Linked DNA regions of Homo sapiens: region 1 is linked to region 2. The links are chromatin contacts, found by Hi-C or POLR2A ChIA-PET in ENCODE. All regions are on one chromosome and are shown on one strand. The core of a region is the stretch at or near the end of the contact, and the rest is flanking DNA. Distances in the headings are between cores, read along the strand shown. Region 1 has its middle 120 kb from the start of RPS6KA2. Region 2 has its middle 80 kb from the start of RPS6KA2.

Region 1 (4,386 bases), core at 684-3,183, 44 kb before region 2:
AAACAGGGTCACCAGCAAAGAGGAGTTTGTTTTTAATGCCCCATAAAGGGAGTGGTATCTTGTTTCTGCCCTCTGCAGTGACTAAACCCACAGAATAAATTGCTTATAGTCGGTAGGAATGGGCCCTGCGTTTCACAGCAAATAAATCCAGGTGCAGAGTTAGGGGACAAAAATATTTACCTACTCAGCAGAGTATACAAGGCTTAACACAGTGGTTAGGGAGTGGGCCACCATTACCCCAAGAGTATCCATCTACTTGATGCAGATTTTACCAAGAAACCAGCAACAACAAGCACAAAACTATGGGGAGAGTCAGGGGGAGAGGCTAACAACCACATAAAATGGTGTGGGGACCGCAGGTGGGAGAACCAGGTTGTGATCCGTGCTTTTCCTTGGGAGAAATCAATTAACTCTGTTAGTCTCAGTCTTTCTTTCTTTTAAAATACAAGGGTTTGAGTAAATGATCTCTAACACCAAGAATCATCCTTTTCTATAATAACCTTAATCATCATTATGGGTCTATCATCTCTGAATTAAATTAAATATTTAATAACCCATTAATGTTCTTAGCTAATGTCAGCTTTTGAAGTGACTGTATTCCTATATTTTTACTAATTATAAAATAAGATTTTGAAAAATCTCTCTCTGCCTTTCTGTCTCTTAAGGTTTCTCTTTCCATTCATTCTAAATTGCCTCTCTAGACTTCAGTGTGTCCGCTCGCTGTTGAATGTGAAGCTGAGGTTGGTAAAGGATGTGTACTCTGGTCTTGCTCTGCGGTGACTGTGGACGCGCTTCACAGCCCTACGTTTCAGAGGCTGTTCACTCTGTGTGATGTCTTCATCATACTCACAGAGGACCTGGGTTGTGGCTATACCGCCCATTGGCTAGGCCGGCCCATCTGGAAGATCACAGGTTATTAATGACTAAAATAGTTAGAAACGATGTCTTTATTTAAAATAATAAGCATTGATTTTATCTAATTTCTAACAAATGCACATGAGACATTGAATACCCAGGTACAAATGGACCTGGTGTCGCCTTTGAGGTCTCAGGTACTCCTTGGCTGGCCTGTGCTGGCCCCTTTGTCTTCTGGGGCCCCTTTCTCCAAGGAGTCTGGCTTCTGTGCTCCACGGAGTCTGGCCTCTGTGCTCCATGGAGTCTGGCCTCTGTGTTCCACAGCGTCTGGCTTCTGTGCTCCACGGAGTCTGGCCTCTGTGCTCCATGCTGTCCTTGGTCCACAGGGCCTGACCTTGAATCGTCATGAAGACATGTTCTGCTCATTCTGTAGATTTCCTAGAGTCTGTGCCACTGTTTGGCTTTGCATAGAATCCCCAAATCGGCTGACTATTGGACTTCACTAGGATGCGAATGGTGCAAAGTTTGATCCAACTGGCTGTGGTGGAAAATGGAAACTTGTGGGGCTTCGAGCAGAAAATTTGGGAATACCTTGATTCCAAGCTCAGACACTTAGACCCCTCTTTCCACGGCTCCAGTGGCGGCCCAGCCGTTCCAGACACCTAGGCCAGCAGAGAAGCCAAGCCTCAAGCCCCTGTCGCCATCTGTTATCTGCCTTGGGCTGGCCGGCCTGCACCTCCTCCACGCCCTGCGGTGCAGCTTTGCCTCCCCTGAGGGGTTACAGGCTCTGCTCAGCTGCCTCCTGCTGCAGAGCAGACCACAGCCCAGCTGGCTGACTCAGGGCCAACTCAGGGGAAGCCCTCCTGTGACTGTGCGTTTGACGGGACCCTGGCAGCTGCCGTCCCTGGAACTCATCTGAATTCCTGTGTAATCTCTGCCCCTTCCTGAACGCACCTGGCCAGAGGGCGCTGGTCTTGCCTCCACCTTGGGAAGAACAAGCAGGCGGCTTGGAAGCAGGCTTTTTGAGGTTTCAGGGAGGAGCACGGGGCTGGCAAAACTTCCGGCTGACTTGGGGAAGTAATGCTGTAAGATCTTACTGCTCCGCTATTTCACCGCTGAACCTGGAGGCCTGCCGTCACCTGCAGCTCGGGGGCACTGCGTGAGGGTTATAAACTTTGTGAGGTGCTGAGTTAGGGGATGCAGAGGCCAGCTTCGGTCACAAAAGCACACTTCACACTTTCTAGAGTGTCAGCAGCCTCACCTCTGTTTAGGCAAATAGAATTTGTCCCCTCAGAGAGTTGTGCTTTTCCTCCTGAATATGATCACAGTCTACGCAGCAAGAGGGATGTCTTAGCCCTTGGCCAGTTTCTAAATGATTCCAAGGAGCAGAGCTTGGATTTACAGAATTTCCCATTTCCATTGCTTTAGACCAATTCTCAGCTAGAGTTCCTGACCTCCTCAGTATGATCCTTGTCACTCTTCTCTTTCTGGTGCATGAGGGCTGGAGACTTCCGTGGCAATGTCCCAGACCAATGACACCCATCTGTGCTGCGTGCCTGGCATGTTCTAGGCACAAGGGATGCTCAAGGAGCTCGGGCTCGGGTGGCACCTGCGGTCCTCAGCCACAGTAGAAGGGAAGACAGCACAGATGCAGAAACCCCCGTTGTGACAGAGTCAGAAGAGGCACGGAGGGCAGTTCCTGGGCCAGCAAGCGCAGAGCCTGGGCATGTAGGAAGCAGCCAGGGATGTCTGGGGATTGACAAGTACAGGCCCCGGAAAGGCGTGTGTCTGAGGAGGAGGAGGGTCAAGAGGGGCTGAGGGAGACTGTGTGGGAGGAGTGTGTCACAGATGTGCGTGCACTGCGTGGGGTGACTCGGGGCCTCCAAGGCTGGTGAGAACTCAGGGAATCCCAGGGACCTCTAGGGTTGGGGTGGGGCCCTGGGCTGGTGAGCACCCCCCCAGGGGAGAAGCTGAGGACACAGGAGGGGAGCACGCCCGATGTCTCTGCAGCACTGCAGGGCACGCTAATCCTGTATGGCTCACAGAACTAACAAAACCTAGGCGGATGGAACCGCCCTTCACAGTAGCACAGAGTGGGGCTCCAGGAAGCCAACTTCTCTCCGGCATGGGCACCTCAGGGGCACTTGGTGCGGCCCCTGCCTTCTCCCAGGAAGGCCCCCTCCTCCCTGCCCCTCCCCGCTGACTCAAGCCGGGCTGGACTCAGAAGGGACATGCCAGCTCTGCTTCCGATGCTGACTGTGTGGCCACCTCCACCGCCCTCTCTGTTTTCCTCACTCAGTATCCCCCTTCCCCTTGCCCAGCCTCCTGCCTTAGTCTGTGTGGTGGAAAGGGGGAAGGAAGCTTTGGGAGGAGGAGGAGGAGGAGAGGCCAGGCTCCCGCTGCAGCTCCCAGCCAGGCAGTGCAGACATTAAGGAGGATGGAGATGGGGACCTGAGGAAATGGGGGCCTGAGGAGATGGGGGCCTGAGGAAGAGGGGCCCAAGGGGATGGGGGGCCTGAGGAGGTGGGGGCCTGAGGAAATGGGGGACCGAGGAGATGGGGGCCTGAGGAGGTGGGGGCTCAAGGGGATGGGGGCCTGAGGAGGTGGGGGTCTGAGGAAATGGGGGCCCGAGGAGATGGGGGCCTGAGGAGGTGGGGGCCTGAGGAAATGGGGGCCCGAGGAGATGGGGGCCTGAGGAAATGGGGGCCCGAGAAGATGGGGGCCTGAGGAAATGGGGGCCCGAGAAGATGGGGGCCCGAGAAGATGGGGGCCTGAGGAGGTGGGGGCCTGAGGAGATGGGGGCCTGAGGAGGTGGGGGCCTGAGGAGGTGGGGGCCTGAGGAAATGGGGGCCCGAGAAGATGGGGGCCTGAGGAAATGGGGGCCCGAGAAGATGGGGGCCCGAGAAGATGGGGGCCTGAGGAGATGGGGGCCTGAGGAGATGGGGGCCTGAGGAGGTGGGGGCCTGAGGAGATGGGGGCCTGAGGAAATGGGGGCCTGAGGAGGTGGGGGCCTGAGGAGGTGGGGGCCTGAGGAAATGGGGGACCGAGGAGATGGGGGCCTGAGGAAATGGGGGCCCGAGAAGATGGGGGCCCGAGAAGATGGGGGCCTGAGGAGGTGGGGGCCTGAGGAGATGGGGGCCTGAGGAGGTGGGGGCCTGAGGAGGTGGGGGCCTGAGGAAATGGGGGACCGAGGAGATGGGGGCCTGAGGAGGTGGGGGCCTGAGGAAATGGGGGCCCAAGGGGATGGGGGCCCGAGGAGATGGGGGCCTGAGGAGGTGGGGGCCTGAGGAAATGGGGGACCGAGGAGATGGGGGCCTGAGGAGATGGGGGCCTGAGGAAATGGGGGCCCAAGGGGATGGGGGCCCGAGGAGATGGGGGCCTGAGGAGGTGGGGGCCTGAGGAAATGGGGGACCGAGGAGATGGGGGCCTGAGAGATGGGGGCCTGAGGAAATGGGGGCCCAAGGGGATGGGGGCCCGAGGAGATGGGGGCCTGAGGAGATGGGGGCCTGAGGAGATGGGGGCCTGAGGAGG
Region 2 (4,689 bases), core at 1,243-3,742:
AGAAAGAGGAAATACAACTAACTGAGGAATGTGCCAGGACTTAATTTCATCCCTTTCTTCTTTTTATTTTGTTATTTGACATTTACTAATCCTCTTAACCCATCTGCACATCAGGATCTTGACCAACTTCCTTTGAGATTCTGACTTTTATGAAGAAAGAAAGATGATGTAAAGAATAACAATGTGATTTGAGATTAGGATAAAGCGAAGCCATCAAATAGTTTTTTCTTTTTGGTCATGTGTTTATTTATTTATTTATTTTGGTACAGATGGAGTGTCACTATGTTGCACAGGCTAGCCTCCAGCACCTGGGTTCCAGCAATCCTCCTGCCTCGGCCACCCAAAGTGCCGGGATGACAGGCGTGAGCCAACTTACTCAGCCCATGTGTTTATTTTTAAGGATATTTTGAGGATATGTTGTGTCTTTATTTCTGACTTCTGGGACTATTGTTCTTATTCCTCCATTAATAAAAGTAATGATTTTCTACATGCGTGCCCAGCTTGACAAGCACCCCACATCCGTTATCTTGTTACATCTTTATGACAACCGGTGAGGGAAGCAGAGGTGAGATGAACTTCAGTGCTGCTTTAAGGAGGAGGAAACTGAGGCACAACCCGGATAAGAGGCGTGCTAAAACAAGCCGATAGTACCCGGCTGGGGGAATGTGTATGGAACCCCACTGCAGGCTCACAGCTTGTGGCTCACACCTCTTCCTTGTTTCTCTACTTTGAATATCAACACGGAGCGGTGTGTCACTTCTATTTCATATCTCTCCCAGTTGTCTACATGACTGGCTTCACTTACTCCACAGAACTTAATACATTGCAATTTGTGGTACAATGCATTTATTTTATCATGTATTGCCCATGAAAATTAATGGTGGAGACTTCAGTTCAGAAGTATGTATTTCAAAAATATAATTACACTTGAAAGTGAGCAAGTTCAATTGTATGAGAAGGAAGTCACTGTGGTAAAACTTTAGAGAAAGTTATTTATTGTAACTGTAAATAGTACTAGTAAAGGCCTACTGGTAAAGCCTGTTTAGCAGTGTGCACTGCCTGGTGACGAGAACTCTCAGCGGGTGTGTAAGTACCTTCTCAGGACCTGCGAAACGTCTTGGAATGTCTTCTAACTTCTTAGCTTTTGCCAGGGTTCCAAGGCAGGAGGAATGGAAGTTGCAAGGAAGAAAGCATTTTTGTTTATACTGAAATTATTTTTAACATCCTAAATGTTTTCAACAACCTGATAAAGCAGTTTCTTTGGTGTGGCTTAGCTTTTTGAGAGTTGAGATTTTTCTGTGTCAAGTCCAGGTTAACTATTCTTAAAAGTGATTTCAAAAGCCAGGAAAAACCACTTTGCAGTAATCAGAATGTTATCCAACTGTATAATGTTTACTTTATTGTAAATACTTGTGAAGAGTGGTCAATAAATAGTTTTATGTTCCTTTATGCAAAAAAAAGATTTCATCCTGTTATTTGACATCAAGCTCAATCCTATTATGTTTCCAACAGAATTAATACATAGTGACAAAAATATATTGAATTAAATCAGGTTTTTTTCTAGATCCAATAAAAAACACAAATATTTTTAATAAATAAGTGTAAGTATATAGATTTAATTCTACCGGAGAATATTTTCCTTTTTTCTGTGGTTGTACAATATTAGCAAAAGAAATTATTCTCAGGCCAGTTGTGGTGGCTCATGCCTGTAATCTCAGCACTTTGGGAGGCTGAGGCAGGTGGAATACTTAAGGCCAGCAGTTCAAGACCGGCCTAGGCAACATAGTGAGACCCTGTCTCTGTAAAATATTCAAAAATTATCTGGGCACGGTGGTGCACACCTGTAGTTCCAGCTACTCTGGAGGCTGAGGCGGGAGGATTGCTTGAGCCTGGGAGGTCAAGGCCACCAGCCTAGGAGCCAAGATCGCACCACTGTACTTCAGCCTGGGCAACAAAGTAAGACCCTGAAAAAAAAGAGAGAGAGAGAGAGAAAGAAAGAAAGATTACTCTCTGAAGATAAGTAATAATGATCACCATAATTAAGGTACTATATTTATACATTTTAGGTCACTTGTTTAGTCACCTCCCAATCTGATCCAGGTGCACCTGTCTGGACCTCCTCCTTTATAATGACCCTGGGCCTTGATTCTGCACTCCTTCCATTACTGTCATCCATAACTTTAAACGTGCCCAGATATTCACTATCCTTAATTTATAAGTCATTTTCATTCCTCTGCCACTTCCCCACCACCCAGTCACCTGGTTTTGTTCCTCACTGCTCCATTGAAACTGTTTCTATTTACCTTTGTAATGAATCAACAATATTTGCTTACTAAGAATCATGCTGCACTTTGGAAACCGACCTTCACTTATTCCTGAAAGTCTCCCTGCCACATGGTTGGAGCTCCCTAACCGTGTGGGTGAGACGGAACTGTGCTCTAACCCGGCTCTGCTCTGCGGGCTGCGTGGCTGCCGGGCTGCCGTCCATCTGCACAGAGAGCAGAGCTGCCCCCTTCCCGGCAACCCCGGCATTGCACAAAGGGTTATCTGTCCAGTGCTGCCACAAGGAAGGCATCTAGCAGATGCTGGTTTTCTCTTCCTTTGCCTGCTAACTCTCTTCTCTGATCAGCCTTTACTCTCAAGTTTGCTGGGTACTTTTCTTCTTCCTGCACACTAATTATAGGTATGTTGGACTTTGTTCTATTTTGAGTAATATTCACTCCTAAATTGAACTTATCCATTTGAATGGCTGTCACCCTTCCACCAATAAATCTGAAGACCATTTACTCTTAATGTTTTTCAAAAACTTCCTATGCAGAGTTTTGTTACTACTATTCAAGGAACTCTAGCACAACTGTCAAAATAAGACTCTTCTTGTTTAATACTATTTTACTTTTCCTCCCGATCCCACCCTCTCTATATTCTTAGATATGAATGTATCCTTTAAGATACACAGTAACAGGCTGTGCGTGTGATATTTCATTTTGCACAGACAGTTGGCACGGGGCTTTACTTCCCCCTGGGTACTGTGCGTAAAGCCTGCCTAACTAGCTGTCCCCTTGCCTGGGTACCCATCCAGTCGTGGAGGGCTGGGGGTCTGGGGTCTCCAGGCTATGCAGCATGGGATGGAAAGAGCACAGATGATACTCGTTCTTCATCTTCATGACTGCTCAAGTGTTCTCCATGCAGTCACGGCAGGGGACGCTTCCAGAAGAATTGCAGGAGGCCCCAGATCTTCCTTCCCACGCTCACCAACTCTTGGTTGTATGACGCCTTTACATTTTATAAATATGATGGCTTGAATTGTCTTCTCCTCATTTTATTTCTTCTGGTTACATTGACTGAGTTGAGGAACTCTTCACATACTTGCCAGTCATTTACATTTCTCTTGCTGTGAACTGTTTTCATTCCTGGCCTGTTTTTTGGGTTGGGTTGCCTATCTTTTCTTGTTGATAGCAACATGAGCCATGTGGTCCTCTCAATTGGTACAGAGAGGTATTTGATAAAATTTCACCACTTAAGTTTAATAAAAACTGTAATTGGTTATTGCAGGTGTGTTAGTCCATTTGGGATGCTGTAATGAAAAACGATAAACGGAGTGGCTTATAAACAACAGAAATTCGTTTCTCACAGTTCTGGAGGCTGGAAGTCCAAGATCGAGGAACCCACAGATCCAGTGTCTGGTGGACACTTGCTCCCTGGTTCACAGACAGTGCCTTCTTGCCAAGTCCTCACGTGGTGGAAGGTGTGAGGGCCCTCTCTAGAGTCTCTTTCATAAGGTCTCTTTTATAATCCCATTCATGAGGGCTTTGCTCTCATGACCTAATCACCTCCCAGACCCCCCTCCAAATACCATCACACTTGGGATTAGATTTCAACATAAGAGTTAGGGGAGACACAAACATTCAGTCTGTATCAATAGGTGAGGATAATTGCTAGTAATTTTTAAGCCCACTGTAAATCCATCAACATCACTGAACTCTCGTTAGTTTTAATAGTCTCTATTCTGTTGGAGTGTCTATGTCTAGGATTGTGTCATCTGCCAATAAGGATGTTTTTTATCTTCCTTCCAAATCTTATACCACTAATTTATTTTGTTTTCTGACTCTCTCCTTCTTGCTTCTTTCTTCTTTTTTGTCTGTAAGGACCTTTAGTACCATGCTAAGCAGTTGTGATGTTAATGGGCATCTTTGCTTCTGATTTTAAAGTTTCTCCACTGAGTGTGATGTTTACTGGTTGTTTTTGTAATGTAGCCTTTACCAAGTTGAGCGACTTTTCTTCTAGTTCCCTAAGGGTTTGTGCGGAGGGTGGTGATCTGCTCAGATTAGTGTTTCATAGACTGCTGTGGCCAGGGAGGAGGCTGCTGCAGTGATTCAGGTGTAAGATGAAGGTGGCAGCAGAGACAAAGAGAAACGGACACATTCGAGAAACACTACTGGTAAAATTTAATGGGACATGATGATAGATTGGGTATGGGAAACGTCCCAGCTGGCGCCTTGCTCTTGGCTTGCACAATTGGACGGATACCATCTGTGGAGTTAGGAAATCCTGCAAGAGGTATTGACATGTTGACATGTTGATTCTCACATGTTTGAGGTGAACATCTCAGAATAAGATGTTGAGTAGATGTTGGATATGGGGACCTGGAGCTCAGAAGAAAGTACCTGAGAAGTTTGCATTGTGCAAAAT

What was found. Hi-C counts contacts between places; a loop is a spot of excess contacts on that map. ChIA-PET counts read pairs that join two places held with the same protein, here RNA polymerase II (POLR2A). Pooled maps may share reads with other maps.
Region 1: a loop to region 2 is called in a map with no recorded cell type, with 8 times the contacts of the local background. The contact joins two enhancer-like sites. A Hi-C loop is called at or near these places in 1 of 37 single-sample maps with no recorded cell type and 3 of 50 pooled maps. POLR2A ChIA-PET finds 5 or more read pairs at or near these places in 2 of 52 experiments (H1 and activated T-cell).

The regions. Positions count from the first base shown.
Region 1 is chr6:166,748,703-166,753,088 of GRCh38, reverse strand. It overlaps a transcript of RPS6KA2 not described here. Among named protein-coding and RNA genes, the nearest start is that of RPS6KA2, 120 kb to the right of the region's middle. Within about 2 kb of position 1,933, at least 2 of the 41 ENCODE cell types and tissues checked have a DNase peak (open chromatin) inside an H3K27ac peak, as active enhancers do.
Region 2 is chr6:166,705,039-166,709,727 of GRCh38, reverse strand. It overlaps a transcript of RPS6KA2 not described here. Among named protein-coding and RNA genes, the nearest start is that of RPS6KA2, 80 kb to the right of the region's middle. Within about 2 kb of position 2,492, at least 3 of the 41 ENCODE cell types and tissues checked have a DNase peak (open chromatin) inside an H3K27ac peak, as active enhancers do.